Regions from separate parts of the Homo sapiens genome. Here region 1 is linked to region 2. Evidence: chromatin loops called from intact Hi-C (ENCODE). Cell type or tissue: tibial artery. All regions are shown on one strand. Each heading gives the region's core, and the rest is flanking DNA. Links, peaks and the distances in the headings are about the cores only. Region 1 has its middle 16 kb from the start of ZNF280A. Region 2 overlaps GGT5 (gamma-glutamyltransferase 5).

Region 1 (15,962 bases), core at 5,162-7,661, 1.7 Mb before region 2:
GACTCTTCCACATATGAGCCTATAAAATAAAAAATAAGTTAGTTACTTCCAAGATACAACGGGGATACAACCATTAGGTAAACATTCCCATTCCCAAGGGAGAAATCAGCTAAAAGAAAGGGGCTACAGGCCCCATGCAATTCTGAAACCCAGCAGGGCTGTTGTTAAATCTTAAAGCTCCATAATAATCTCCTTTGACTCCATGTCCCACATCCAGGACACACTGATGCAAAGGGTGGGCTCCCAAGGCCCTAGGCAGCTCCATCCCTGTGGCTTTGCGGGGTTCAGCCCCACCCCTGTGGCTATGCGGGGTTCAGCCCCTGCCACTACTCTCATGGGCTGGCATTGAGTGCCTGAGGCTTTTCCAGGCACAGGGTGCAAGCTATGGGTGGATCCACTACAGCTCCACTAGGTAGTGCCCCAGTGGGGACTCTGTGTGGCAGCTCCAACCCCACATTTCCCCTCCACACTGCCCCAGTAGAGGTTCTTTGTGAGGCTAACATTTTGTTTGTTTGTTTTTTGAGAGAGGGCCTTCCTCTGTCTTCCACCCTGGAGTGCAGTGGCATAATCATGGCTCACTGCAGGCTTGAACTTCTGGGCTCAATAGATCCTCCCACCTTCCACAGTGCTGGGTTTACAGGCATGAGCCACTACGCCCAGCCAAAACGCGTGCACATTCTTACGTCAACCTAATAACAGAGAGAAGCTCTTTAAAAGAAAATGATGTGTGTTTGGCAATAGAGCATTGCAATGAAAATATGTATGCCCCTATGTGTGCATTTGGGGAGGTAAAGGAAGACAAAGGTTTTTAAAGGAAGGATAAGAAGGATTACATAATTGTTTTGAGATAATTTTCCTTGACTACAAAGATCAATAGCAAGGGTGACGCTAGTCCAAGGTTGGAGAGGCAGTTGCTGGGCAGATGCCCTTATGGAAGTATTTTTTGCTTAAGGTTGCGATGTCCTTTGTACAAGGTTGTTTCTGTAGAGTCTTTTGTCATTGTTTTTGTTATCAGGTATGCAAGCGTGAAAACACTCTCTTCATGGCCTTCCCAGGCTCTGTTTGTCAAGTTTTGCTTTGTTGTTGTTGTTGTTTTAACATTAGTGGCTCCATTTTGATTCTGACAACTTTCACACTTCTAAGAGTTTAGAAAATATTCTGTTACTGGCCAGGCGTGGTGGCTCACGCCTGTAATCCCAGCACTTTGAAAGGCCAAGGCGGGCGGATCACGAGGTCAGGAGATCAAGACCATCCTGGCTAACATGGTGAAACCCTGTCTCTACTACAAATACAAAAAAAAAAAATTAGCCGGGCATGATGGCGGGCACCTGTAGTCCCAGCTACTTGGGAGGGTGAGGCAGGAGAATGGCATGAACCCGGGAGGCGGAGCTTGCAGTGAGCTGAGATCGCACCACTGCACTCTAGCCTGGGCAACAGAGTGAGACTCCGTCTCAAAAAAAAAAAAAAAAAGAAAAGAAAATACTCTTACTTTTTTTTCCTAAAAATGTATTTTAATTTCTCTTTTTTCTTTCTTTCTTTCTTTTTTTTTTTTTTTTATGAGATGAAGTCTCACTCTGTGGCGCAGGCTAGAGTGCAGTGGTGCGATCTCAGCTCACTGCAAACTCCACCTCCCGGGTTCAAGTGATTCTCCTGCCTCAGCCTCCCGAGTAGCTGGGATTACAGGCGCCCGCCCCCATGCCTGGCTAATTTTTGTATTTTTAGTAAAGACAGGGTTTGCCATGTTGTCCAGGCTGGTCTGGAACTCCTGACCTCAGGTGATCCACTCGCCTTGGGCCCCCAAAGTGTTGCAATTATAGGGGTGAGACAACAGGCCCAGCTTTTTTTTTTTTCTTTTTATACTGGATTTTAAAAAACTAGGAACAGAATTCTTAAAGTCAAATGCTTATAAGGGCCGAGCATCAAACACATTTGCAGCATAGGGTAAAAGAGAAATGAGCCCTTGGAAAATAGAAGCATGCAACAGTCTTTCAAGGATGTTAATGGTACTACTCAATTTTATCTGATTTCTGCCTGATGGCAATGCTGGTGTTGCTGATCTATTTTCCAAGCAACACTGGAAATTTAAATTTTTATGTTGTCTCTCAATTTTAAAGTGCCAGAAAGTATATATTTTTAAGTTTTAAAGCATAATGAAGCCAAATAAAGCACATCTGTGTGTTGATTTGAACTGTGAATTGCCTGTACCCCAATCTGGCTTAATGAGATGTGTATTTTACACTTCACTAGTTTCTGAACTTAAGGTGAGTGGCACATGCAGAACTTAAGGCGAGGGGCACATGCAGAATGATGTGGTCCCTAACTGCCCACGGAAGTGTCTCTAGTGATTGCAGCAGCTTAATCTAAGAGTTATCCCAACTGTCATCTTCATCCCAAATATTTTAGTATAGTATTTTAGTATAGACATCCCTCACTATCTGAAGGGGATTGAATACCAGCATCCTTGGATACTCGAACCTCTTATATAAAATGGCCTAGGATGGCCGGGTGCCGTGGCTCACGCCTGTAATCCCAGCACTTTGGGAGGCTGAGGTGGGCAGATCACGAGGTCAGGAGATCGAGACCATCCTGGCTAACACAGTGAAACCCCATCTCTACTAAAAAACAGAAAAAATTAGCTGGATGTGGTGGTGGGCACCTGTAGTCCTAGCTACTCGGCAGGCTAAGGCAGGAGAATACGGTGAACCCGGGAGGCGGAGCTTGCAGTGAGCTGAGATCGTGCCACTGCACTCCAGCCTGGGCGACAGAGTGAGACTCCATCTCAAAATAAATAAATAAATAAATAAAATGGCCTAGGATTTGCATATAACCAACACACATCCTCCCATATACTTTATTTTTATTTATTTATTTATTTATTTATTTATTTATTTATTTATTTTTGGAGATGGAGTCTCTCTCTGTCATCCAGGCTGGAGTGCAATGGCATAATTTCAGCTCCTTGCAACCTCCACCTCCCGAGTTCAAGCAATTCTCCTACCTCAACCTCCCAAGTAGCTGGGACTACAATCATGAGCCACCATGCCCTGCCACCCTCCCATATACTTTAGATCATCCCTAGATTACTTATAATACTTAGGACAATGTATTATAGTTGTTGTTTTGAGACAGAGACTCACTCTGTCCCCTAGGCAGGAGTGCAGTGGCACGATCATGGCTCATTCCAGCCTTGACCTCTTGAGCTCAAGTGATCCTCCCACCTCAGCCTCCTGAGTATCTAGGACTACAAGCATAAGCCACCATGCCCGGCTAGCCTTTTTTTTTTTTTTTCTCTCTCTTTTTTGGAAGAGACGAGTTCTCACTGTATTGTCCAGGCTGGTCTTGAACTCCTAGGCTCAAGCAATCCTCTGGCCTCAGCCTCCCAAAGTGCTGGGATTACAGGTGCTAGCCACTGAGCCCGGCAATACCTACAACAATGTAAATGCTATGTAAATAGTTGTCATATTGTATTGTTTTTAAATTTGTATTATTTTTAATTGTTGAATTGTTATTATTATTTTTTGAAGTATTTTCAATCCACTGTTGGTTGAATCCTCAGATGAGGAACTCATGAGGTGTGGAGGGCCGGCTGTATATTGTTCAGCAAGTCAACTAATCTAAGACGTTTAAGCTTGTGGTTCTCATCGTGCTACAGATTCAAACTGCCCAACCCTACCCCAGGTCAGTTAGATTAAAACTTAGAGTAGTCCCTTTTCAGATCCTGAATGGATCCATGTGCCCTCCACCTGACAAAAAGCTAGTGGTGAGGGTTGAGGGGAAGTACCTTTTTTCCACCTCCCACTTCACAGGAGAAGGCTTTTCTTTCACTGTTTTCAGATTATTTTTATTTATTTATATTTTATTTTTTGAGACAGGGTCTCACTCTATCACCATGCAGTGGCGTGATCACAGCTCACTGCAGCCTCAATCTTCCAGGGCTCCCCAGTAGCTGGGACCTGCAGGCATATGCCACCACGCCCGGCTAATTTTTGTATCTTTCGTAGAGATGGGATTTCACCATGTTACCCGGGCTGATCTCCAACTCCTGGGCTCAAGCAATCCTCCTGCCTTGGCCTCCCAAACTGTGTGTGTGTGTGTGTGTGTGTCTGTGTGTGTGTGTGTGTGTGTCTGTGTGTGTGTGTGTTTTGAGACGGAGTCTTGCTCTGTCCCCCAGACTGGAGTGCAGTGGCAAGATCTCGGCTGACTGCAAGCTCCGCCTCCCGGGTTCACCATATTCTCCTGCCTCAGCCTCCCTAGTAGCTGGGACTACAGGCACCTGCCACCATGCCCAGCTAATTTTTTTTTTTTTTTGGTATTTTTAGTAGAGACGGGGTTTCACGGTGTTAGCCAGGATGGTCTCAATCTCCTGACCTCATGATCAGCCTGCCTCGGCCTCCCAAAGTGCTGGGATTACAGGTGTGAGCCACCACACCCAGCCGTGTTTTGTTTTTTTAAGACAGGCTCTTGCTCTACTGCCAGGCTCTAGGGTGCAATGACAGCTCACTGTAGCCTCAACCTCCCGGGCTCAAGCGATCCTCCCACCTCAGGGTCCCAAGTAGTGGGAACCACAAAAGTGGACCACCACACCTGGCTATTCATTTGATTCTTAACCCAGACAAATTAAATCGGTATTTCCAGAGGTGGGACCCAGGAGTATGTATTATGAAAGCTCCCAGATGTCTAATGAGCAGCATGGCTGGAAAACCACTGCTCTTGATGGCCCTGGCCCCTGCTCAGCTGTCACCAAGTAAAGCACCCGGTGTGAATGAAGCCCTCACCATCAATCTCTATGATGGGCTGAATTGTGCTCCCCTCAATTCCTATGTTGAAATGCTAACCCCTGGTACCTCAGAATGCAACCATATTTGGAGATAAGGCCTTTAAAGAGGTCATGAGGCCATTATGGTTGGCTCTGATTCTATCTGACAATACCCTTATAAGAGGAGGAAACATGGAGACACAGGCAGACACCAGGGATGCAAACACATAAAGGAAAGGTCAGTTGCAAGCAACAGAGAGAAGGCCTTGCAAGAAACCAAACCTGCCAACACCTTGATCTCTGACTTCCAGCCTCCAGAGTGGTGAGAAAATAGACATCTGTTGTTTAAGCTGCCCATTCTGTATGTTATGGCAGCAATATCAAACTAATACACTCTGCAAAATGAGAGCCACCTCATGCATAGGTAGGGGGTGTGCAGGGATAGCTCAACTCCCAGGTGACTCCGGGACACAAACAAATGCCCTTAGTGGGGGTTTCTTTTTCTTTCTTTCTTTTTTTTTTTTTTCCGGAATTGGGGTATTGCTCTGTTGCCTAGGCTGTAGTGCCATGGTGTGATCACAGTTCACTGCAGCCTCGATTTCTGAGCTCAAACAATCCTCCCACCTCAGCCTCCCAAGTAGGTGGACTATAGGAACGTGCCACTATGCCTGGCAAAATTTTTTTTCTTTTTTTTTTTTTTCAGAGATGGGAGTCTCACTCTTTTGCCTTGGCTGTTCCCAAACTCCTGGCGTCAGTTGATTTTCCTGTCTCTGCCTCTGAAAGTACTGGGATTATAGGTATGAGGCCCCCACACTTGTCCAAGGGTTTTTTTTTTTTTATTGTACCAATCTACCCTGATTTTCCAAGAAACAGCTTTCTCCCACTTTGGGGTATTTCCTAGAGACCAGTGCTGGTAGAGACTCCCTCTCAATTCTCTTTCTGGCCCCAACTCCCTTGATTTCTCTCCTAAACTGTGAGGGACAAAACCTTGAGGACGGAGAGAGATCAATTTTCACACTGTTTCAAAAGCTAGGGAAATATCTGTGTTCTGTCTGGTATAGGTAAGAAAATAATAAAAACAAATGATAACTGTATATTAGAATGGTCTGAAAGCTGATGGCCTAATATAAAAAAAGACCATACAATGTGAAGTTATGAAGAAGCAGAGGGCGTAAGTTCAACATGGTCTACAGATGCTGGGCAGGTCTGCTGGGGCGAGATTGCTACTTACCCAAGGTGGTTTCCATGGAGAAGGACAAGATGCTTTCTGCAGACTGAGTGGAGAGAAGACAAACTTTTCAGTTAGGCTTTGGGCCTGTAGCCAGTAATGTGAGTAGAGGGAGAATTTAAAAAGGGGAGTCTATTATTATTCAGTTTTCTCCACTTCTAGATGGTCTACACTATGAGCCTTGGACATGTGGGCTCCCTGAAGCCAGGGAGAGGAATGTCTAGTTCTGACTTTAGGAAAGCCAAAATTGGGATTGGGGTCTTGGAGCCACCTCTTACCAGTCAATATGGGGATACTCCCAGGCAGCAGGCTGGGCTCAGGAAACTACGTGCTCTCTTCCTTCTTCCTCCGGGAGTCCCATGTGTACCCGTTGTTTACCTCCAACATGTAGGTGAGAACATGCAGTATTTGGTTTTCTGTTGCTGAGTTGGTTCACTTAGGATAGCGGCCTCAAGCTTTATCCATGTTGCTGCGAAGGACATGACTTCATTCTTTTTTGTGGCTGCCTAGGACATTCTTAGATGACAAATTATGGCGACCCATGTTATCCCTAGCTCCTTCTGTCAAGAAAAAAAAGGGGTGGTCAGAGGCAGCCTCCAACTTTAATGGGTACTGCAAGGAAGAAGACTGGAGAACCGGTGACAGAAATGTACTCTGCTGGGTCAAGTGATTTAGCTGAGTTTTACCACTGCAAGGCTGGAGGAGACTGAGGCTTTGGGTAAATGCTCAGTCACTACCAGGTGGATTAAGGAAAAAACTCCAAGTAACAGTAATGAATCATCGGAGTAGAGGAGAAAAACTCCAAGTTATATCTAACACTGAAATCCTGAAATTGCATGTGTCTCTTCAGTGATTAGGAATGCATTACTATCAGCTATTGAATAAATACCTTATTTCGTACAAGTTTTTATTAATTTAAAAACAAGGCTGCAGCAAACCACCATGGCACGTGTATACCTATGTAACAAACCTGCACGTTCTGCACATGTATCCCATAACCTAAAGTATAATAATAATAATAATAATAAAAAACAAGGCCAGGCATGGTGGCTCACACCTGCAATCCAAGCACTTTGGGAGGATTGCCTGAGCTCAGGAGTTCGAGACCAGCCTGGGCGACATGATAAAAATCCCATGTCTACAAAAAATAGAAAAACTAGCCAGGTGTGGTGGCACGTGCCTGTGGTCCCAACTACTCAGGAGGCTGAGGTAGGAGGATTGCTTCAGCCTGGGAGGCAGAGGTTGCAGTGAGCCAAGGTTGCACCATAGCACTCCAACCTGGGTGACAGAGTGAGACCCAGCCTCAAAATACTACTACTACTACTAATAATAATAATAAAAACAAAACAAACTAAAACACTCAGGAGAGATTAGTGGTCTAAAAGCATATTTTTACAATGTATTCAGGGTTATTCCATTGTTTCTTAAAAACTACCTTTGGGAGCATCTCCCCAAACTTAGTTTGGAAGTGTTTTTTCTGGGTTGCAATAAACAAGCAAACAAAAAACTACCTTTTAATTAAAAGTAATCCTTAAATAGAGCTAACAATAAAATCAAACACACAAAAAAATTATCCATTTTAAAATTTTTTTTATATGAAGTCTTGCTCTGTTGCCCACCCAGGCTGGAGTGCAATGGTGCCATCTCGGCTCACTGCAACCTTCACCCCCCGGGTTCAAGCAATTCTCTCACCTCTGCCTCCCAAGTAGCTGGGACTACAGTCACGTGCCAGCACACCCAGCTCATTTTTGTATTTTTAGTAGAGACAGGGTTTCACAATGTTGGCCAGGTTGGTCTTGAACTCCTGACTTCAAGTGATCCCCTGCCTCAGCCTCCCGAGGTGCTGTGATTACAGGCGTGAGACACCGCACCCGGCCAAAATTCATCTAATAATTGTAAAGTAAATTTCCCTTCTGCCCCAGATCACAGTTACCTGTCTCTATTCCCAAAATAAATGGCTGTGTAGAATTTCTGATGTGTCCTTCAATATATATTCTCTGCGTCTACATACACTTACCTTCCCCTACCTTTTTATGTAAATGGGTGTTTATTATTCACATACTCCGTATTAAAATTGTGATTTATTAACATAATTTTACTGACTTATTTTAATTTGAATGGAGATAAATTTATAAAGGGGATTGATTATTAAGATTTTATGTTTAAATATTCGGAAGCAAACAGTAATGCATCTTATCTTCTGAGTAGGATGTGGGTTGAAACTGCAAAGGCAAGCATGAGATGTTTCATTAACACAAAGCCTTGAGTGCTCCAAACCCAAAAGTCAAAGCAACTTATCAATAAATGCCAAAGGATACTATTCTGACATATCTGTGTGCTGTGGTTTGAATGCAGACTCCAAATCTCATGTGTGGGAAACTTAATTTCCAATGTGGGACTATTGAAAGGTGGGGCCTTTAAGAGGTGATTGAATCATGAGGGCTCTGCCTTCATGAATGAATTAATCCATTCGTGGATTAATGGGTTGATGGGTTAATGGCTTATCATGGAAGGGGAGCTGGTGGCTTTATAAGAAGAGAAGAGAGACCTGAGCCAACATGCTCAGCCTCCTTCATGAGATGCCCTCTGTGGCATCAGGATGCTGCAGAGACCCCCAACCAGGTAAGAAGGCTTTTACCAGGCATGCCCCCTCTACTTTGGGCTTCCCAGCCTCCATAACTGTGAGAAATTCATTTTCTTTATAAACTACGCAGTTTCAGATATTTTGTTGTAAGCAACAGACAACGGACTAAGACACTGTGTTATCTAATTACGTGATTCTTGTTTTACTATTTATTTATTTAGCCTCTTGTCAGAAAAAAAATTTTTTTTTGAGATAAAGTCTCACTCTGTCACCCAGACTGGAGTGCAGTGCTGCTCTCATGGCTCACTGCTGCCTCGAACTCCCTGGCTCAAACGATCCTCCCACCTTAGTTTTTCAAGTAGCTGGGACTACTACAGGTGTGCGCCACCATGACTGGCTACTACTTTTTTTTTTTAATGTTGCCCAGGCTGGTCTCAAACTCCTGACCTCAAAAGATCCTCTTGCCTCAGCCTCCCAAAGTGCTGGCATTGTAGGTGTGAGCCACCACACCCAGCCCACCGAAAGTTTTTTCAGACATGTACCCGAGTGATTAAGAGTTTAGGATTGGCTGGGCACGGTGGCTCACGCCTATAATCCCAGCAGTTTGGGAGGCCAAGGCGGGCAGATCCTGAGGTCAGGAGTTCAAGACCAGCCTGAACAACATGGAGAAACCCCATCTCTACTAAAAATACAAAATGTGCCAGGTGTGGTGGCACATGCCTGTAATCCCAGCTACTTGGGAAGTCTGAGGCAGGAGAATCGCTTGAACCCGCAAGGGAGAGGTTGCGGTGAGCCGAGATCGTGCCATTGCACTCCAGCCTGGGCAACAGGCAACAAGAGTAAAACTCTGTCTCAAAAAAAAAAAAAAAAGAGTTTAGGATCTATATTCACTCTGCCTGGGTCCAAATCCTGGATGTTATTAACTGTATGACTTTGGGCAAGTTTATTAACACCTCCATTTTAAAAAAATCTGTACTAGGAATATAATAATAAATGCATACTCTCTCAGGATTTGATTAAATGGAATAAAATATATAGAATTCCTAGAACAGTGCCAGGAGTTTGAGGCCAGCCTGGGCAACATAGTGAGACCCCATCTGTACAAAAAATACATAAAAAATGAGGGGGGAATAGCGGTGCACACCTGTGGACTCAGCTACTTGATAGGCTGAGATGGGAGGATTGCTTGAGCCCGGGGGCCAAAGCTGCAGCAGTGCAGTGACTGCGTCCCAGTAATCCCAGCACTTTGGGAGGGCAAGGCAGGAGGATCCCTTGAGGCCAGGAGTTCAAGACCAGCCTGTGCAACATAAAGAGACCCCATCTGTACAACAACAACAAAAATTCTTACGCACTTAGTATTTGCCAGATATAATGCCAATTTCTAGGGCACAAAGGCAAATGGTAACTACCTCCCTGGATTGTTGTAAAAATAAAGCATGCAAAACATTTTGTGCCCCCAATGATCCCTTCCTCATGGTGTCCCCACACTTTTATTTTGTGCTGTCACAATGAGCAGGGCACCACCAGGATACTGGGAAATAATGACGTGTGATTTCCAAGACCAGGTCACAAAAAACATTTTGCCTTGCCCTCTTGAATCACCTGCTCTGGTGGAAACCAGACAACTGTTATTTATGTCATAGCATTCAAGCGGCCCTATGGAGAGGTCCATGTGGTAAGGAACTGAGGCTTCCTGCCAACAGCCAAGTGAAAGAGCCATCTTGGAAGAGGATCCGCCTCCCAAGTTGGCCAAGCCAACATTTTGAGTATAACCTCATAAGAGTCTCTGAGCCAGAACCACACAGCTAAGCTGCAGTAACTTTGAAGTAATAATGATTTATTGTTGTTAAGCCACTAAGTTTTGGGATAATTTGTTATGTAGTAATAGATAGCTAATACAGTTGTGCTTATTACGTTTGGTACTCGTTACTATCACCACCACATCAGTGCATTGTAGAAAACAAATTCTATGTATTAAACTGTTTTGTTTCCCCTCTGGATTAAGCTGGGCTCACAAGGGGAAAGGTGCCCACCAGAGTTTTTTTCTTTTTTATGTAATCAAGTTTTTAAAATTTTATTCTATTCTACTTTATTTTTTTAAGTTCCAGGGTACATGTTCAGGATATGCAGGTTTGTTATGTAAGTAAACATGTGCCATGATGGTTTGCTGCAGCTATCAACTCATCACCTAAGTATTAAGCCCAATATGCATTAGCTCTTTTTCATAACGCTCTACCTCCCTCCTACCCTCCCGTAAAAGGCCCCAGTGTGTGTTGTTCCCCTCCCTGTATCCATGTGTTCTCATTGTTAAGCTCTCCACTTATAAGTGAGAACATCTGGTGTCTGGTTTTCTGTTCCTGCATTAGTTTGCTGAGGATAATGGCTTCCAGCTTATGGATGTATAGTATTCCATGGTGTGTATGTACCAGATTTTCTTTTTTCTTTTCTTTTTTTTTTTTTTTTTTTGAGACGGAGTCTCACTCTGTCGCCCAGCTGGAGTACAGTGGCATGATCTCTGCTCACTGCAACCTCCGCCTCCCGGGTTCAAGCGATTCTCCTGCCTCAGCCTCCCGAGTAGCTGGGATTACAGGCGCATACCACCACGCCTGGCTAGTTTTTTGTGTTTTTAGTAGAGACGGGGTTTCACCGTATTAGCCAGGATGGTCTCAATCTCCTTACCTCAGGTGATCTGCCCGCCTCGGCCTCCCAAAGTGTTGGGATTACAGGCGTGAGTCACTGCGCCTGGTCAGTACCACATTTTCTTTAACCAGCCTGTCGATGGAAATTTGGGTTGATTCCATGTCTTTGCTACTGTGACTAGTGCTGCAATGAACATACACAAAATTATCTGAATGATTGCAGTAAACATCATATATTTGTTTGCCAGCTACCATAATAAAATACCATAGATTGGGTGGCTTAACCAACAGAAATTTATTTTCCCACAATTCTGGAGGCTGGAAGTCCAAGATCAAGGTGTTGGCAGGGTTGGTTTCTTCTGAGGCCTTGGCTTGCAAGATGGCCACCTTCTTGCTATATCTTTACATGATCATTCCTCTGTGTGTGTTCGTGTCCTAATTTTTTCTTCTTATAAGGACACCAGTCATTTTGGATTAGGGCTCTTTCATATGACTTCATTTTAATCTTAACTGCTTCTTTAAAAGCCCTATCTGGAAATAAAGTCACATTCTGAGGTTACTGGGGGATAGAATTACAACAAATGAATTTTGGGAGGACACAAATCAGCCCATAACACATCATTGCCAGCATCACATGTGGAGCATTCAACTGGAGAAACTGCCCTAATTTCTCATTTGAAGGTCTAAACATCTCTTTTATCAAAATAAGCCAGGTTCTATTAAGAAGGCTGAATGTGCATCTGGCTCGATCAACAGGCGTCTGGCTGCTTCAAATGCTTGATTTTTTTCATTCTCAGAGAATGAAATCAATGTTGAAATATTGAGTATATTCTATACAAAATCTTCATGTCACAATGAATAAGAAAAGTAGTTTTTTTGAGACAGGATCTTGCTCTGTAGCTCAGGCTGCAGTTTTTGGAGTGCACTGGTATGACATAACTCGCTGTAGCTTCCATTTCTTGGGTTCAAGTAATCCTCCCACCTCAGCCTCCTGAGTAGCTGGGACTATAGGCATGTGCTACCACTCCAGGTTAATTATTATTATTATTATTTTTGAGACGGAGTCTCGCTCTGTTGCCCAGCCTGGAGTGCAGTGGCGCCATCTCTGCTCACTGCAAGCTCCGTCTCCCGTGTTCACGCTATTCTCCTGCCTCAGCCTCCCAAGTAGCTGGGACTATAGACGCCCACCACCACACCTGGCTAATTTTTCGTATTTTTTTAGTATTTTTTTGTATTTTTTTAATAGAGATGGGGTTTCACCATGTTAGCCAGGATGGTCTCAGTCTCCTGACCTCGTGATCCACCCGCCTCAGCCTCCCAAAGTGCTGGGATTACAGGCGTGAGCCACCGAATCCAGCCACTCCAGGCTAATTATTTTATTGTATTTTTAGTAGAGATGGGGTCTTGCTATGTTGCCCAGGCTGGAATCAAACTCCTGGGCTTAAGCAATCCTCCTGCCCCAGCCTCCCAAAGTGTTGGGATTATAGGCACCAGCCACTGCACCCAGTCAAGAAAATATTTTCTAATACTGAATACAGCTAAAGAATGGATGGTAAACCATTATTGTCCAGTCAGGATCACTGTCATCCAAGTGGGACACTCAGTATTTGAGATTCTGGGTGGTGCTATAATACTTGTTGCCTTGGTATCTGAGTGAGCACTTAGTCTAAGTATAATAATTTTCTGGAGGAGTATATTAGGGTTCTCCAGAAAGACAGAACCAATAGAATGGATGAATAGATAGATGGATAGATAGATAGAAAGATAGATTGATAGGGCCGGGCGCGGTGGCTCACACGTGTAATCCCACCACTTTGGGAGGCCAAGGCAGGCAGATCACGAGGTCAGGAGATCCAGACCATCCTGGCTAATGTGGTGAAACCCCATCTCTACTAAAAATACAAAAAACTAACCAGACGTGGTGGCAGGCACCTGTAGTCCCAGCTACTCGGGAGGCTGAGGCAGGAGAATGGCGTGAACCCGGGAGGCAGAGCTTGCAGTGAGCCGAGATCACGCCACTGCACTCCAGCCTGCGACAGAGCGAGACTCCGTCTCAAAAAAAAAAAAAAAAGAAAGATAGATTGATAGATAGATATGTGAGTATGTGAGGGGATTTGTTAGGGGAACTGTCTCATGCAATTATGAAGGCTAAGAAGTTCCACAGCAGGCCATCTGCAAGCTGGAGATCCTGGGATGCTGACAGCATGGCTCACTCTGAGTCCAAAAGCCTCAGAACTAGCGGTGTAATTCTCAGTCCAGTGCTGAAGGCCTGAGAAGCTAGGGAGTGAGGGTGCACTGCTAGTGCAAGTTGTGGAGTCCAAAGACCAGAGAGCCTTGAGTTGTGACATCTAAGTACAGGAGAGGAAGAGTGTATCTCAGCTCCAAAAGGTAGATCAACACATTCACCTTTCCTCTGTTTTTGTTATTTTCAGTACTGGCCTTTGGATGGCACCCACCTACATGGAGGGCAGATCTTCCCCACCTAGTCCACTCACACTCATGCGTTAATCTCTTCTGGAAACACAGACACACCCAAAGATAGTACTTTACCAGGTTTTTAGGTATTCTTTAATCCAGTCAAGATGACACCTAAAATTAACCATCGCAAGGGTATATTCAATCTGAATGGCCAAAATTATCTGATAGAGCCTTCATATACTTGTACTTAACAGATGTACTCTTGGGATTAAATGAGTTTATGCTCAAGAAATGATATTAGCCAGGCATAGGGGTGCATGCCGTTGTCCTAGCTACCGTGGAGGCTAGGGCAGGAGGAGCATTGCTTGAGACTGGGAGCTTGAGGCTGCAGTGAGCTGCGATGGTTCCACTGCACTCCAGCCTGGGTGACTGGGCAAGACCCCACTGCAAAGAGAGAGAGGCAGAGAGAGAGAGTAGAAATGGTATCTGTTATTTTACATTAAAAGTTCTGGAATAGGGGAGTGCTATGGTCTGAACGTATCCCTCCAAAGTTCATGTTGGAACTTATGACCCAATGTGATAGTATTAAGAGGTGGGGCTTTTACGAGATGACTAGGCTATTAGAGGCCTACCCTTATGATGAATGAATTAATGTCCTTATCAAAAAGATTCCATTTCCACTATGCTGAGAGCGGAAAACAAACAAACAAACAAACACAAATGAGGTTCCACACAGCACTCATCCTTTTTGCCCTTCCACCCTTCTGCCATGTGAGGACAAAGCAGCAAGTCTCCATTTTGGAAGCAGAGAGCAGCCCTCACCAAATCTGAATCTGTTGGTGCCTTGATATTGAACTTCCTAGCCTCTAGAACTGTAAGAAATGTTTCTGTTTTGTTGTTGTTTTTTCCGAGACGAAGTCTCGCTCTTGTTGCCCAGGCTGGAGTGCAATGGTGTGATCTTGGCTCACTGCAACCTCCGCCTCCCAGGTTCAAGGGACTCTCCTGCCTCAGCCTCCTGAGTAGCTGGGATTACAGGCACGTGCCACCACGCCTGGCCAATTTTTGTACTTTTAGCAGAGGTGGGGCCTCACCATGTTGGCCAGGCTGGTCTCAAACTCCTGACCTCAGGCGATCTGCCCACCTCGGCCTCCCAAAGCACTGGAATTGCAGGCACGAGCCACCGCTCCCAGCTGAGATGTTTCTGTTCTTTGTAAATTACCCAGTCTCAAGTATTTTGTTATAGCAGCAAAAGCAAATTAAAGAAGGTATAATATCAGGCTCTCTTCTGATTCCCTAGGCTCTGCTGCACGAATTGTATTTCCAGAAGTTCCCATAGGAAGTTCTCAGGAAATGAAATGGATATGAGGTAACCTCATGTCGGGGAGTCAGTCTATGGAGGATCATAATCATACAACAACATGGTCCACCCTTGCTATAATCTATTTTTTTTTTTTTTTTGAGACGGAGTTGCTCTGTCACCCACGCTGGAATTCAATGGCGTGATCTACGCTCACTGCAACCTCTGCCTCCCAGGTTCAAGAGAGTCTCCTGTCTCAGCCTCCTGAGTAGCTGGGACCACAGGCACACAACACCACACCTGGCTAATTTTTTGGATTTTTGGTAGAGACTGGGTTTCGCCATGTTGCCCAGGCTGGTCTTGAACTCCTGAGCTCAGGCAATTTACCTACCTTGCCCTCCCAAAGTGTTGGGATTACAGTCGTGAGCCACTGCACCCAGCTGTTTTCTGTTTTCTGACTTTTATTTTTGAGACAGGGTCTCGCTCTGTTGCCCAGGCTGGAGTGCAATGGTACAATCTCGGCTCACTGCAACATCTGCCTCCCGGGTTCAAGTGATTCTCCTGTCTCAGCCTCCACAGTAGCTAGGATTACAGGCGCCCGCCACCACACCCAGCTAATTTTTGTATTTTTAGTGAAGACGTGGTTTTGCCATGTTGGCCAAGCTGTTCTCAAACTCTTGACTTCAGGTGATCCGCCCACCTTAGCCTACCAAAGTGCTGGGATTACAGGCACGAGCCACTGCGCCCGGCCTTGTTTTCTGTTTTGTTTGTTTGTTTTTTAAGAGATAGGGTCTTGCTCTGTCAGCTAGGCTGGAGTGCAGTGGCACAATCAGCTCACTGCAGCCTTGAACTCCTGGGCCCAAGAAATCCTCCCACCACAGCCTTCTGAGTAGCCAGGACTATAGGTGAGCACTGGTTAAATTTTTAATTTTTTTTTGTAGAGACAGAGTCTTGCTATGTAGTATAGGCTGGTCTCAAACTCCTAGCCTCAAGTGGTCCTCCAGCCTCAGCCTCCCAAAATTTGGGAATTTCAGGCATGA
Region 2 (15,962 bases), core at 8,887-11,386:
TAGTTAGAAGTTATATGGTGAATTAGCATTTAAGATACAGTCACTTTTGTCCTCACAAAGGCGTATCCATCCATTCCCATTTTATTCAGTGTTTTTTTTTTTTTTAAATCTGTTTGTTTTTATCAAGAATGTGTGTTAATGGCTGGGTGCAGTGTCTCACGCCTGTAATCCCAGCACTTTGGGAGGCCAAGGCAGGTGGATCACCTGAGGTCAGAAGTTCGAGACCAGTCTGGCCAACATGGTGAAACTCCGTCTCTACTAAAAATATAATAATTAGCTGGACATGATGGAAGGCACCTGTAATCCCAGCTACTTGGGAGGCTGAGGCAGGAGAGTTACTTGAACCCGGGAGGCGGAGGCTGCAGGGAGTCAAGATTGCACCATTGCACGCCAGCTTAGGGGACAAGAGCGAAACTCAATCTCAAAAAAAAAAAAACACACACAACAACAAAAACAAATGTGTGTTAATGTGCTGGGCACGGTGGCTCACACCTATAATCCTAACGCTTTGAGAGGCCAAGGTGGGAGGATCATTTGAGCTCAGGATTGAAGATCAGCCTAGGCAACATGGTGAAACGCCATCTCTACAAAATATTAGCTGGGCATGGTGATGTGTGCCTGTAGTTTCAGCTACTCAAGAAGCTGAGGCAAAGGCTGGGCGTGGTGACTCATGCCTGTAATCCCAGCACTTTGGAAGGCCAGGGTGGGCGGATCACCTGAGGTCAGGAGTTCGAGACCAGCCTGACCAACATGGTAAAACCCTGTCTCTACTAAAAATACAAAATTAGCTGGGCATGGTGGCGCATGCCTGTAATCCCAGCTACTCGGGTGGCCGAGGTAGGAGAATCGCTTGAACCCGGGAGGTGGAGGTTGCAATGAGCCGAGATCGCACCACTGCACTCCAGCCTGGGCAACAAGAGCAGAACTCAGTCTCAAAAAAAGCAAAAACAAAACTGAAGGGGTGGGTTGCCCCTCCACACTTGTGGGTGTTTCTCGTAAGGTGGAACGAGAGACTTGGAAAAGAAAAAGACACAGAGACAAAGTATAGAGAAATAAGGGGACCCGGGGAACCAGCGTTCAGCATATGGAGGATCCCGCCAGCCTCTGAGTTCTCTTAGTATTTATTGATCATTCGTGGGTGTTTCTCCGAGAGGGGGATGTGTTAAGGTCACAAGACAATTGTGGGGAGAGGGTCAGCAGACAAACACGTGAACAAAGGTCTTTGCATCATAGACAAGGTAAAGGATTAAGTGCTGTGCTTTTAGATATGCATACACATAAACATCTTAATGCTTTACAAAGCGGTATTGCTGCCCGCAGGTCCCACCTCCAGCCCTAAGGCGGTTTTTCCCTATCTCAGTAGATGGAACGTACAATCGGGTTTTATACCGAGACATTCCATTGCCCAGGGACGGGCAGGAGACAGATGCCTTCCTCTTGTCTCAACTGCAAAGAGGCATGCCTTCCTCTTATACTAATCCTCCTCAGCACAGACCCTTTACGGGTGTCGGGCTGGGGGATGGTCAGGTCTTTCCCTTCCCACAAGGCCATATTTCAGACTGTCACATGGGGAGAAACCTTGGACAATACCTGGCTTTCCTAGGCAGAGGTCCCTGCGGCCTTCCGCAGTTTTTGTGTCCCTGGGTACTTGAGATTAGGGAGTGGTGATGACTCTTAAGGAGCGTGCTGCCTTCAAGCATCTGTTTAACAAAGCACATCTTGCACCGCCCTTAATCCATTTAACCCTGAGTTTGACACAGCACATGTTTCAGAGAGCACGGGGTTGGGGGTAAGGTCACAGAATCTCAAGGCAGAAGAATTTTTCTTAGTACATAACAAAATGGAGTCTCCCATGTCTACTTCTTTCTACACAGACACAGTGACAATCTGATCTCTCTTGCTTTTCCCCACACAAAACAAAACAAAAGCTGAGGCAGGAGGATCTCTTGAGCCTAGGAGGTCAAGGCTGCAGTGAGCTGTGATCGCACCACTCCACTCCAGCATGGGCAACAGAGTGAGACCTGTCTTTAAAAAAAAAAAAAAAAAAGAATGGGTGTTAAATATTGTCAAATGCGTCTTCAGTCTCGATGGAGTGATTTTTTTCTCCTCTGGTGAAAGGTAAGAGCTAAGAGTCACGGTCAGGGACATACTGAGAAGATCTTCCTTGCAATATTAGCGTTGGCTCCACTAGGGTAGGTAAGTCATGTTGTTCTTTTTAATGTACTACTGGATTCTCTTTTTTAATTATATATTCTCCAATTTTGTTAGGATTTTGCTTTGCATCATAAACACAATTAGTCTGCGGTTTTCTTTGCCAAGTTTGGGGTCAGTGCTACGCTGGCTTCATAAAGCAGATGTGCAAATTTTCCTCCTTATTCTATGGTGTGGGAGCTTAATTGGCAGAAGAGATCTCAGGTCCTGACAACACGACACACTTAACCTGTGGAACTTTCCAGAAGAGTGTTTAAGGCAGGACAGTGTTCTGACAATGTTCTCAATTCCTTTTTATGATCACTGATGTGTTTAGACCTTTGCCCATTATTTTTGGTTTCATTTGTCACTTATATTTAAGGTTGCCAGAGTTAGAATATAAAAATATAGGATGCCGGCCGGGCACGGTGGCTCACACCTGTAATCCCAGCACTTTGGGAAGCTGAGGCCGGCAGATCATTTGAGGTTAGGAGTTCGAGACCAGCCTGGCCAACGTGGTGAAACCTTGTCTCTACTAAAAATACAAAAATTAGCCAGATGCAGTGGCGGGTGCTTGTAATCCCATTTACTCGGGAGGCTGAGGCACAAGAATCCCTTGAACCTGGGAGGCGGAGGTTGCAGTGAGCCAAGATTGCACCACTGCACTCCAGCCTAGGTGACAGAGTGAGACTCCATCTCAGAAAAATAAATAAATAAATAAATAAAAATATAGGATGCCCAATTAAATCTGAATGTCAGATAAATGACAATTTGTTTTTAGCCTAAGTATGTCCTAAGTATTGCAACTCAACTCCATTTATATTGTCCTAGAAAGGCTTTTATTATGTCCAAGTTTTCAAATTTATTAAAATAAAGATGAGTAATCTTTTAAGTTCCCCTATAGATGTGATTATTTCTTCATTCTCATTTCTTATTTTGTGTATTCATTTGTACCAATTCACTAGCTAATAGCCTATCTTTTTTTTTTTCAAAGACCTATTATTCTGATTTCAAATTTATCAGTTTCTGCTTCAGTTGTTCCTGAGTTCTTTCGCTTTCTTTATTTTTCCTTTACTGACTTTTTTATTCTTTTTTTTTTTTTTTTTTTTGTGATGAAGTCTCGCTCTGTCGCCCAGGTTGTAGTGAAGTGGCATGATCTCGGCTCGCCGAAACCTCTGCCTGCTGGGTTCAGGTGATTCTCCTGCCTCAGCCTCTTGAATAAATGGGATTACAGGCGCCCGCCACCATGCCTGGCTAATGTTTGTATTTTTAGTAGAGATGGGATTTCACCATGTTGGTCAGGCTGATCTCAAACTCCTGACGTCAAATGATTGGCCTGCCTCAGCCTCCCAAAGTGTTGGGATTACAAGTGTGAGCCACCATGCCCAGCCTACTTTACTAACTTCTTAAATAATATACTTTATTTATTTTTGTTGGTTTGTTTGTTCGTTTGTTTTTCAGACCGAGTCTCGTTCTGTCACCCAGGCTGGAGTGCAGTGGCACGATCTCAGCTCATTGCAACCTCCACCTCCCGGGTTCAAGCGATTCTCCTGCCTCAACCTCCCGAGTACCTGGGACTACAGGCACACGCCACCATGCCTGGTAATTTTTTTTTTTTAGTAGAGATGGGGTTTCACCATGCTGGCCAGGCTGGTCTTGAACTCCTGACCTCGTGATCCGCCTGCCTTGGCCTCCCAAAGTGCTGGGGTTACAGGCATGAGCCACAGCGCCTGGCCTGTTTGTTTTTGAGACAGAGTCTCGCTCTGTCACCCAGGCTGCAGTGCAGTGGCACGATCTCAGCTCACTGCAACCTCTGCCTCCCAGGTTCAAGCAATTATCCTCCCTCAGCCTCCCAATCAGCTGCGATCACAGGTGCCCGCCACCACACCTGGCTAATTTTTTTGTATTTTTAGTAGAGACGGGGTTTCACCATGTTAGCCAGGCTGGTCTTGAACTTCTGACCTCAAGTAATCCACCTGCCTTGGCCTCCCAAAGTGCTGGGATTGCAGGCATGAGCCACCGCACCTGGCCTATTTATTTTGATTCTTATTTTTTATGTAATATTTAAGCAAATGAATTTTCCTCCGAGCCCTGCATTAGCTGTATCCTGAAGGGTCAGATCTGTATTGATTACAGTGTTAGTTGAAGATGTCGCCCTTTTGGTATTGATTTCCTCTGTGTAACAAGATGTTTCAAAAGCCAGCTGTAAGAGTCTCTGGCTGGGCTGGGAATGCACACTGGCTGGCACTGCTGGTGGTGCAGAATGGATGTAGGGGCAGGGCCTGGGCAAGTCTCCCAGGGTGGGATGAGCAGGGAGGGAGAGGAATGGGCTTCCTCCAGGGCCTCAGGAACCAAGGAAGTCTCTGCACTACCTCCAGGCAGGGTCAGATGTGCATTTTCCAAAGCTTATTGCATTAGGAGTGGGGAGTAGACTGTGGTGGTGCCAGCAGCAAAAAGATGGAAAAGAGAGAAGGAGGTGGAGTCAGGGCTGAACCACACAGCTGGAGGGAAGAGGGGGGTTCTACGAGTAGCGCAGGAGGGAGGCGAGGCAGGCACCGCAGAGCTTCCAGCTGCCTCAGGGCCGACTTCCATTTGGCACTTTGAGTCCAAGGTGCCTGTGCACCTTGTCCAGATGCTCTGGAGGTGGTTGCTCGGGTATGTGGGTCTGAGACTCCAAACAGCTCGGCCAAAGCCGACATGGAGATCCATCAGTTCACAAGTAGTGAATGAGCCTTCTCAGGTGGGTGGCAGTCCCAGGGTGGCCAAGGGTCCAGGGAGTGCACCCTCACTCTGCAGGTGAGTCAGAATCAGGCACCACAGAGCCAGGGTTGCACCCCTGCTGGGGGGAACAGGAGCCCCTTTTCCTCTCCCCGACACACAGGGACAAAGTTATCATGCTCTTTGGGTGCCACTGGGAGGCACTGATGGGAGAGACTGGCCAGGCCTTCCCAAGCAAGCTCCAGGCAGCCTCCCAGCACCCCGGCCCAGGCGCAGGTGTGGTCTGGGAGCACAGAGCCAGGTTCCCACCGTGGGGCACCTGAGGTTTGTGCCTAGCAGCCTTCTCCTCCTTTGGTTCCCTTTTCCTTTTTGGTCCACAGGGTTTGGGACAGGTGGCTGCTACCAACAGCTCTCAAGGTGGCCCCACAGACCTGAGCCAACCACTTCTCCTCAGCCCTCCCCTGCCCATGAAGACTGCTCAGAGGGGCCCCATTGAGAGCTGGATCTGGGACTTTGTTTAAACTGCAAGGAGAGAAGCTCTGTCACCCTGCAGGGCGTGAAGTTCAGCTGAAGCCATTGAGATCATGGCCTGGGAGCCTATCTAGCAGGAGGCTACCACACGGAGGGCCCTGACGGTGTGAGTTCGGCCTCTGGATCCCACCACACTGAAGCACTCCAGAGACTCCCTTCTCTCTAAACCCACCAGTTCTGCTCCCTGGACCCCTGACCCAGCCGTGCTGCTTTCAAAGATCTGTCTTCCACTGCCTCCCAAAGCCAGATCGCAGGAGAAGCTGGTGGTCTCGCATCTGCCTGAATTCTGACAGCGGCCCACGAGAGTCGGTGATGATGGCAGGTCTGCCCAAGTGGTGGGCCGGCTTGGCCCCCTCATCTCAAAGTGAGCCATGTTTTGCTCCCAGACCTTCCTCCTAGTCTGCCAGACCACCTCTTCTAGCCATGCAGTCAAGCCCAGATTAGGAATTAGCCCCATCCAGCCCCTCTCCCACATACAACCTCCAAATATATCCACATCCCAATCCCTAGAACCCAAGATTAGACCTTATATGGCAAAAGTGACTTTGAAGATGTGATTCAATTTTTTGAGATGGGGAGATTATCCTGGACCATCCAGGTGGACCCACTATGCCCCCAAAATTCACGTGTTGAAAGCTAATCACCAATGTGATAGCGTTAGCAGGTGGGGCCTTTGGGATGTGGTTAGGTCATGAGGGTAGAGCCCTCATGAATGGGATTAGTGCCCTATAAAAGAGACCCCAGAAGCCAGGCATAGTGGGCTGCACCTACAGTCCCAGCTACTGAGGAGGCTGAGGCAGGAAGATCTCTTGGGTACAGGAGTGAGCTATGATCACGCCATTGTACTCCAGCCTTGGTGACAGAGTGAGACCCTGTCTCTAAAGTAATTAAATAAAAGAGACCCCAGAGAGCTAGCTAGCTTCTTCCACTATGTCAGTTAGAAGGTGCCATGTATGAGGACATGGGCCCTCACAGGACATCAAATCTGCCAGTACCTTGATCTTGGACTTCCCAGCCTCCAGAGCTGTGAGCAATAAATTTCTGGAAAATGCTATAAGCCACCCACTTTCCAGTATTTTTGTTATGGCAGCCCAGGCAGACTAAAACAACCTCTGTGGCACATTTGGGGTGATGGAGGAACAGCCGATGTTCCTAGGAACCAGTGAGGCGCAGGAGTCCCAGATCCCTCTAGTGAGATCCCCAGAGAGCACCACGTACCCACCCTGCAGCTGGCAAAGCTATTTATGGAAGTTAGGGGCCTGTTGGTTTAGAGCGGCCATTCTCAACCAGGGGGATGTGGCACTGTCTTGAGACAGTTTTGGTTGTCATGAGTGGGTGTGTGCGGTGGGGAGTGCTACTGCATCACACAGGCTGAGGCACGGGATGCTGCTCAACATCCTACAGTGTGGGGACAGCCCCCCACAACAAAGAATCATTTCATTCGAAACATGGATGAGGACCAAGCGCAGTGACTCACACCTGTAATCCCAGCACTTTGGGAGGCCGAAGCAGGAAGATTGCTTGAAGCCAGGAGTTTGAGACCAGCCTGGGCAACATGGTGAAACCCCATCTTTACAAAAAAAGCAAAAAATCAGCCGGATGTGGTGACACACACCTGTACTCCCAGCTACTTGGGGGCCTGAGGTGGGAGGATTGCTTGAGCCCAGGAGGTCGAGGCTGCAGTGGGCTGAGACTGCACCACTCCACACCAGCCTGGGTGATAAAGTGAGACCCTGTCTCAAAAAAAAAAAAATTAGCTGAGCACGGCAGCGTGCATGGTGGTTTGTGCCTGTAGTCCCAGCTACCTGAGAGGCTGAGTTGAGAAGATGGCTTAAGCCAGGGAGGTGAAGGCTGCAGTGAGCCAAGATCATGCCACTGCATTCCAGCCTGGGTGACAGAGCCAGACCCTGTCTCAAAAAAAATGACAGAACAGACTCTGTGGCAACAAGATACCAAATTATAAAGAGGACCCAAGGCCAAGCCAGGCAGGGGTTAATTCATGGACCCTGCACTTAAAGAATAAACTATGTTCTAACAGCAATGAGGCTTTCCTTTTCCTCCAGCAGCAACAAGCACCGGCCTGAAGCAACATTAATACACTTTGCAGCTCATCCAGCTCACGGATGCCAACTTATTGACCCCCTGTTTTTCCAGGCATAACTACAGCTCCGACTGGACAAGAGACTGATTTCAGTAACTTTCTCCTGATAAGAGACCATTGACCATGAACTGGCTCTGGCTGGTTTTCAGAAGTTGCTCACTTGCAGGCCTTCAGGCCCTGAAAAGATGTTTTGACAGATGGGGCCTAATTGTAATACATTTTATTTTATTTTATTTATTTTATTGAGATGGAGTCTCACTCTGTTGCCCAGGCTGGAGTCCAGTGGCACCATCTTGGCTCACTGCAACCTCCGCCTCCTGAGTTCAAGCAATTCTTCTGCCTTGGCCTCCTGAGTAGCTGGGATTACAGGCGCCCGCCACTGTGCCCGGCTAATTTTTATATTTTTAGTAGAGTTGGGGTTTCACCATGTTGGCCAGGCTGCTCTTGAACTCCTGACCTCATGTGATCCACCCGCCTCGGCTCCACAAAGTGCTAGGATTATAGGCGTGAGCTACCGTGCCTGACCTTGTAATACATTTTAATGTTAAGTCTCCACCGTCTTCATCCTACAGCAAACATGAGTCCTATGTTACATGCATGTTCGTTCAATACACATGTGTCAAGACTGCCTTCATGAATATTCATAGCTCTCCCTGTAACATGTTGAATATGTATGTTTAGCCAACCCCTTCAGCATACAGCTCCTGCCCCAACCTCTCCTCCTTAGAAGTGCCTATCTCCGGATCACGAGATCAGGAGATCGAGACCATCCTGCCTAACACAGTGAAACCCCGTCTCTACTAAAAATACAAAAAAAATTAGCCGGGCGTGGTGGCGGGCGCCTGCAGTCCCAGCTACTCGGGAGGCTGAGGCAGGAGAATGGCGTGAACCTGGGAGGTGGAGCTTGCAGTGAGCCGAGATCGTGCCACTGCACTCCAGCCTGGGCAAGAGAGCGAGACTCCATCTCGAAAAAAAAAAGAAGTGCCTGTCTCTGGTCTCTGCCAGAGGCTATGCTTTTGAAAGTGGCGGATGGCCACCCTGCAGTCTGTAACCCTTTATGAAAAATAAAGTTGCCGCTGTGGCTCACACCTGTAATCCCAGCACTTTGGGAGGACAAGGCAGGCGGATCACTTGAAGTCAGGATTTCAAGATGAACCTGGCTACATGGTGAAACCCCATCTCCACAAAAAATACAAAATGAGCCGAGTGTGGTGGCACGCACCTGTAATCCCAGCTACTCAGGAGGCTGAGGCAGGAGAATCGCTTGAAGCTGGGAGGCAGAAGTTGCAGTGAGCTGAGATTTTGCCACTGCACTCCAGCTTGGGCAACAGAGTGAGACTTTGTTTCACAGAAAAAAAAAAAAAAAGAAAGTAAGTTGGGGGATGGGGGAGAGCTTCAGGAAGAATAGCTAATGGATGCTGAGCTTAATACCTAGGTGATGGGTTGATCTCTGCAACAAACCACCAAGGCACATGTTTATCTATGTAACAAACTTGCACATCCTACGTATGGGCCCCTGAACTCAAAACACAAGTTGAAGGAAAAAAAAAAAAGAAAGTCTTGTCGGGCATAGTGGCTCACACCTTAATCCCAGCACTTTGGAAGGCCGAGGAGGGAGGATGGCTTGAGACCAGGAGTTCAAGACCAGCCTGGGCAACATAGCGAGACCCTGTCTCTACAAAAAAAATTTTAAAAATTGGCCAGGTGTGGTGTTGCACACCCGTAGTCCCAGCTACTTGGGAGGCTGAGGCAGGAGGATGGCTTGAGCCCAGGAGGTTGAGGGTGCAGTGAGCCGTGATTGCACCACTGCACTCCAGCCTGAATGACAGAGCAAGACCCCATCTCAAAGAAAAAAGAAAGAAAGAAAAAATGAAAGGAAAGAAGAAAGAAAAAAGTCTCTTTTCCAAATTTGTGAATTGTGTGATTTTTCAGTTAACCAGCTCTCAGGTCTGGGGCCAGTCACGCTGCTGAGTCCTGGCCACCAGAGTGGTGAGGTGTTGGGAGGCAGAGGTGGTGCTTGTCTCTGTCCAGGGGTGGCCTGGCTGAGGTTCGGCTGGTCCACGAGCATCAGTTTCCCCACCTCCATGGTGGTGGAATGTGGAGAGCCATAGGAGCCTGGTGCATGCACCCCTCTGTGCACTGTCCGAGGGTCCCCTCCCCACTTAGAACCATGGAATCAGGCCACAGTCCGCCTCTTTAATCTTGGACTGGAGGATATACAGATCGAGAGGGTGGGAGAGTGGCCCCAGGCAAGAGGCCTGCGGAGGGATAGAGGGGCCGGTTCAGGACCACCAGGGGCTCTGGGAAAGGGGGTTAGGGATGAGGCTCAGCCTCTCATCTGCCCAGCTGGTCCCCGCCACCTCTTCCACTCTCAGCTGGACTCCCCTGCCAGGGGTCCAGATCCTGCCAGAGTAGTTGGTCCCCCAGCCATGTCCGGCCTGGACACAGGACTCATGGTGGGGCCAGACTTCAGCTCTGGGCAGAGCAGTGTCTTAGTAGCCTGCGGCCTCCCCACTCTTCCTCAGGTCCGAGACGGCGTACACACAGGCCCCCTCCTGGGACACAGCCTGGACCACGTTCAGGAAGAAGGGCCTCTGGGTCTGGTTCTGGCCACGGTCTTGGAGTCCCCTCTGCACCTCCTGGAGAGGAGAGAAAGCAGGTTCACAGGGGAGGGCAGCTCAGCCCATCTCCAGGAGGGAGAGGCCTCTGCAAGAAATGAGAAAAATGATCAAAAGGCAAGACGGAGAGGAAGAGGGCCTGAAGACACAGGAAGAGGGGAGGACCAGATGGGAGCATGGAAGAGATCCAAAGGCCCATAGAGGACAAGCTCAGCCTCCAGGGACTATGTACGAAGGACACCACCCAGGCCCGAAGACCTCCAAATGCAAGTTCATGTCTGTTCTGGATCCAAGGACACCAGGGCCTTGAGGTGCAAATCTGAGTTCAGGGGGCCTTCGATGGAGGATGTGGCTTCTCAAGATTTAGACACTGAGGCCAGACACAGTGGTTCACACCTGTAATGCCAGCAATTTGGGAGGCTGAGGAAGGAGGATCACTTGAGGCCAGGAGTTTGAGACCAGCCTGGGCAATGCAGCAAGATCCTGTTTCTAAAAAATAAAAAATAAGAAATAAAAAAAAGCCAGGCGTGGTGGCACATACCTACAGTCTTAGCCACTTGGGAGCCAAGGTGGCAGGATCACTTGAGGCCAGGAGTTTGAGAACAGCCAGGGCAACAAAGCAAGACACCGTCTCTAAAAGAAAATCAAAAATTGGGCTGGGCGTGGTGGCTCACACCTGTAATCCCAGCACTTTGGGAGGCCGGCGCAGGAGGATCTTTTGAGCTCAGGAGTTCAAGACCAGCCTGGGCAATGTAGCAAGATCACGTCTTTATTAAAAAATAAAAGAAAAGAAAAAAGAAAAAATTAGTCGGATGTGGTGGCCCTGTGCTTATAGTCCCAGCTACTCAGGAGGCTGAAGCAGGAGGATCCCTTGAGGCTAGGAGTTTGAGGCTGCAGTGAGCTTTGATCATGACACTGCACTCCAGCCTGGGCAAAACAGCAAGACTGAAACCGCCTTTGCAAAATTATGACTGAGACAGGGAAAGAGATCTAACTTAATCGACTCCATCTTGCTTCTAACCTCCCAGTTGTCCTTGCTCATTCCTGGGTGTAGGCTGAACTAACTTTGAGAGAAACTTAGTTTATAGTTTAAAACAAAGACGGTAACAGCCCTTTCCCAAAGCAGACTTCCTTCTTGCCTGGGCACCAGACTGCCTTCGTAGGACTCACATTAGCCACAAGATTAGAAATTATGGTTTAGGAGTCACGCAGCTGAAGGCTAAAGATTCTGACCCTCCCTAAACTGCTCTTAAGATCAGTGCTTGAGAAATTTTGCAGACCCTGCACTTGATGGATCAGCTGGCACCATCCAGATCGATTAACTGGCTCATCTGACCTTGTGGCCCCCACCCAGGAACGGACTCAGCTCAAGAAGAAAGCTTCAACTCCCTATGATTCTATGATTTCCAGGGGTTTTTTGTGTGTGTCTGTTTCTGAGATGGAGTCCCGCTCTGTCACCCATGCTGGCGTGCAATGGCACGACCTTGGCTCACTGCAACTTCCCCTCCCAGGTTCAAGTGATTCTCTTGCCTCAGCCTCCCCAGTAGCTGGGATTACAGATGCCTGCCACTTTGCCCAGCTAATTTTTGTAATTTTAGTAGAGACAGGTTTTCGCCATGTTGGCCAGGCTGGTCTCCTGACCTCAGGTGAACCACCCACCTCAGCCTCCCAAAGTGCTGGGATTGTAGGCGGGAGCCACCGCGCGCAGCCAACTCCCTATGATTTCATCCCTGACCTATCAGCACTCCTGGCTCATTGGCTTCCCCCAACCCGCCAAGTTGTCCTTAAAAACACTGCTCCCTAGCCAGGCGCGGTGGTCATGCCTGTAATCCCAGCACTTTGGGAGGCCAAGGTGGGCAGATCACCTGAGGTCAGGAGTTTGAGACCAGCCTGGCCAACATGGAGAAACGCTGTTTCTGCTAAAAATACAAAAATTAGCCAGGCTTGGTGGCACACACTTGTAATCCCAGCTACTTGGGAGGCTGAGACATGAGAATTGCTTGAACCCAGGAGGTGGAGGTTGCAATAAGCTGAGATCGCGCCACTGCACTCCAGCCTGGGTGACAGAGTGAAACTTTGTCTCAACAACAACAAGCCAAAAAAACAAAACAAAACAAAACAAAAAAAACTAATGGCCCGAGAACCTCACCCTGCAGGGCCTGAGATTCCGGAGACATCTAGATGCATCGGGTGATGCCACATGGCCTGAGCTGCTGACAGGGCAAATGAGGTCTTTGGAGCCCTGCACGTTTGGCTATGAGTTCCCCATGCCTGACCTACTAATTGCCCACTGTCCTTAGACTTGAAGGCCAAGATCCTTTACTGCTGAAGCCAAAGTTGGACCTTCAGTGCTCAGAGACTCCATTCCTCAGAGTCCACTGGCCAAACTCCAAGACTCTGAGGATCAAAGACTCTCCTCGCCCTAGTCCCTGGGCCTTAGCTGTGAAGGTCCTTGGAGGCTTAAAGTCTCCAACCCAGAGTTTAGGATTTACTCCATGGAAAGCCCTAGACCTGAATAGCTGACATTCCAACTCCCCAAGGGAGCTGAGAACCTTAGGTTTGTGGGTCACTGGATTCCATTAATCCCAGTCCCCAGACTGTCATCTCCCAAATTCTCAGCATTTCACGTCCCCAGGGTGAAAGGTCCTGAGAATTGATGTTCACAAAGACAAAGGTCCTTCAGTCAAGAGTCAAGGGAGGGGCCGGGCGCGGTGGCTCACGCCTATAATCCCAGCACTTTGGGAGGCCAAGGCGGGCGGATCACAAGGTCAGGAGATCGAGACCATCCTGGCTAACACGGTGAAACCCTGTCTCTACTAAAAATACAAAAAATTAGCCGAGCGTGGTGGTGGGTGCCTGTAGTCCCAGCTACTTGGGAGGATGAGGCGGGAGGATGAGGCAGGGGAATGGCGTGAACTCGGGAGGCAGAGCTTGCAGTGAGCCAAGATCGTGCCACTGCACGCCAGCCTGGGCAACAGAGCGAGACTCCGTCTCAAAAAAAAGAAAAAAAAAGAGTCAAGGGAGGGCCAGGCACAGTGGCTCATGCCTATAAGCCCAGCACTTTGGGAGGCCAAGGTGGACAGATCACTTGAGATTGGGAGCTCAAGACCAGCCTGGCCAACATGGGGAAACCCCATCTTTACTAAAAATACAAAAATTAGCCAGGTGTGGTGGCGCACATGTGTAGTCCCAGCTACTCAGAGGCTGAGGCAGGAGAATTGCTTGAACCTGGGAAGCGGAGGTTGTGGTGAGGCAAGATCATGCCACTGCACTCCAGCCTGAGTGACAGAGTGAGACTGTCTAAAAAAATAAAAATAAAAAAAGAGTCAAGGGAGGAGGGCTCCAAAGGATGTGCCCTGGATCTTGAAATCCTCCATATCTAAGATCCCTGGAACCCGAGAGCCCTGAGAGGGTCTTCCTGTCATGCGAAGGACCCTACATGCGGAGGGAGGCCTGCAAACTCCAAGAGTTTGAGCCTAACAGGCTGAGGTCCTTAGTCTCAAGGTCTGAAAACTAAGGCTCTTGGGACTACACTCTGTTCCTGGACTAAGGCCATGGTTCTCAGGTTCTAAGGGCTTTGGAAGGTGGACTTGAGACCGAAGAAGTCTCATAACAGGAGAGGCAGCTTTGACGATCTGGAACCTCAGCTGCTATCAATCTTTTTTTTTTTTTTTTTTTTTTTTTGAGATGGAGTTTTGTTCTTGTCACCCAGGCTGGAGTGCAATGTCACGATCTTGGCTCACTGCAACCTCTACCTCCTGGGTTCAAGTGTTTCTCCTGCTTCAGCCTCCCGAGTAGCTGGGATTACAGGTGTGTGCCACCACGCCTGGCTAATTTTTGTATTTTTAGTTGAGGCAGGGTTTTACCATGTTGGCCAGGCTGGCCTGGAAGTCCTGACCTCAGGTGATCCACCCGCCTCGGCCTCCCAAAGTGCTGGGATTACAGGCATGAGCCACCATGCCCGGCCACTATCAATCTTTTAAATAGGTCCTAACAAAGGGCATCCATCAACCCAAAGATGCTCCAAGGAAGCTGAGTCTCTGTCTAAGGATAGAGGGGGAGTCAGCCAGAAGAATTCAGCCCCTGGAGCTGCACCATGGGCTTCTGTGGGGAATCAAAAAAAATGTTTGTAGGCTGGGCATGGTGGCTCACGCCTATAATCCCAGCATTTTGGGAGGCCAAGGCGGGAAGATTGCTTGAGCTCAGGAGTTCAAGACCAGCCTAGGCAACATGGTGAGAGACCCTGTTTCTACGAAAAACAAAAAAATAAAAACTATCCAGGTGTGGTGGCACACACCTGTAGTCCTAGTTCCTTGGGAGCCTGAGGAGGAAGGATCACTTGAGCCCAGGATGTCAAGGCTGTAGTGAGCTGTGATCGCAACACTGCACTCCAGCCTGGGCAACAGAGTGAGATGCTGTCTCAAAAAAAAAAAAAATTATATATATAGTAAAAATTACCACCAATGCCCTAGTGCCCCAGAAGAAAATCACTTTACAGACTGTCACAGGAAAAACAACCTCTTTCACAAATAAAGTTGCAAATATTAGTTACAAATCACACAAGGAAAAAGTCACCATGAGGGAGAGTCTGAGAGGCCCCAGCCAGGAAAACTCACTTCTGAAAAATGGCATCAACCACAGACCAGAGACCAAGGTGCTGAGATCCTCAGCCTGGGAGCAGCATAGACAATACCCTGCTCTCTGTCTTGGAGGCCACAGAACTGGCCTGGAGGCCACTGACAGCCTCACCCATCAAGGTCCCCAACTCCTATGGCCCCCAAAGTTGAAGTGTACCTGGCCTAAGAATCTCAGTGACTGAGTTCCTCCCAGGTGGCTTTGAGCAGCACGGATTTGGGGAGTGGGCTCTGCCCTAGGCATCCAGCTCGGACCTCAGCCTCACCTGGCTGAAGTTGGGCTCGTACTCCACACAGCCCTTGCTGTTGACATGCAGGATGGGGGCTGCAATGGCCGCTCTCAGGTCAAAGCCAAGCCACAGCTTGCTCATGATGGCCTGGGGGAGAGATGAGGGTTTCAGGGAGAAAGGGGGCACCCTGCTACCCTACATCAGCCCTCACATCCCCACTCCAGAGACAGTCAGACAGTATGCTGCCCAGAGAGGAGACACTCGAGCCAGGAGCCCCAGACTCACCTGGGCCACAGCAGAGATGATGAGCTCCCCGCCAGCCCCGCCAATCACTAGCTTCGACCCCTGGGCTTTGTTGATCAAGATGGAGGGCACCATGGAGGATGGGGAACGCTCGCCTGGAACTGGGGGCCAGCACCTTCCGGGAGCTCCACCCACCCTGTCTCCACTCACTGCTGAGCAAACAGCGTCTTGGCAAGTGCAGTGACCCATCCAGGGGTTAGCATGCAACCCCAGCCCAGCCCCCTCCCTCCTCTCCCCTGGTGGGGGGCCCTTGTGGACCCCGGGTGGGAAGCTTTGTTCTCACCAGGTGAGGGGGTGGTGCCGGAACCCCGGGGGCATCGCTCGCATAAGTCCAGGAGCTCGTTGTTGAGGATGATGCCTGTCCGTGGTGAATACACCATCGCTCCAAAGCTGCAGCCGTGGAGGCAGAAGAGCCTGGGCTAGGACCCGGGGCTCCCACCAGACACCACTTACCCTGCACGCTTTGCAGGACCCCCTCGTTTTACAGCTGCCCCGAAGCATGCTGAAGCCGCTATTCTCTCCCTGGCACCACCCAGGAGGGGTCCCCAAAGACCCACCTGTGCCCCCACATCAGGGCACCCTTCTGAGTGAGGCTACCCATTCCCAGGTAAATCTTGGGTCGGGGCCACCCCAGCAG

Evidence for each region. A loop is a pair of places that touch in the nucleus more often than their neighbours do. Peaks named below come from ENCODE experiments on the same cell type or tissue, not always from the same donor. Only the 100,000 strongest peaks of a DNase experiment are listed, where the experiment ranks them.
Region 1: it touches region 2 in a loop (29-fold over the local background); 1 of 110 quality-filtered maps calls a loop at or near these places.

Annotation. Positions count from the first base shown.
Region 1 is chr22:22,528,680-22,544,641 of GRCh38, forward strand. It overlaps IGL. Among named protein-coding and RNA genes, the nearest start is that of ZNF280A, 16 kb to the left of the region's middle. In tibial artery, for the core only: no CTCF peak of the experiment used is centred there; no DNase peak of the experiment used is centred there.
Region 2 is chr22:24,209,938-24,225,899 of GRCh38, forward strand. It overlaps GGT5 (gamma-glutamyltransferase 5), which reads right to left. Exons shown (of 12, transcript NM_004121.5): 9 at 15,609-15,715; 10 at 15,308-15,474; 11 at 15,059-15,169; 12 at 9,723-10,179. The coding sequence ends at 10,033. It overlaps LOC124905090 (a long non-coding RNA gene), which reads left to right and starts at 3,651. Exons shown (of 2, transcript XR_007068023.1): 1 at 3,651-3,792; 2 at 5,289-6,493. RefSeq lists an enhancer at 3,692-4,218. In tibial artery, for the core only: no CTCF peak of the experiment used is centred there; a DNase peak (open chromatin) is centred at 9,977.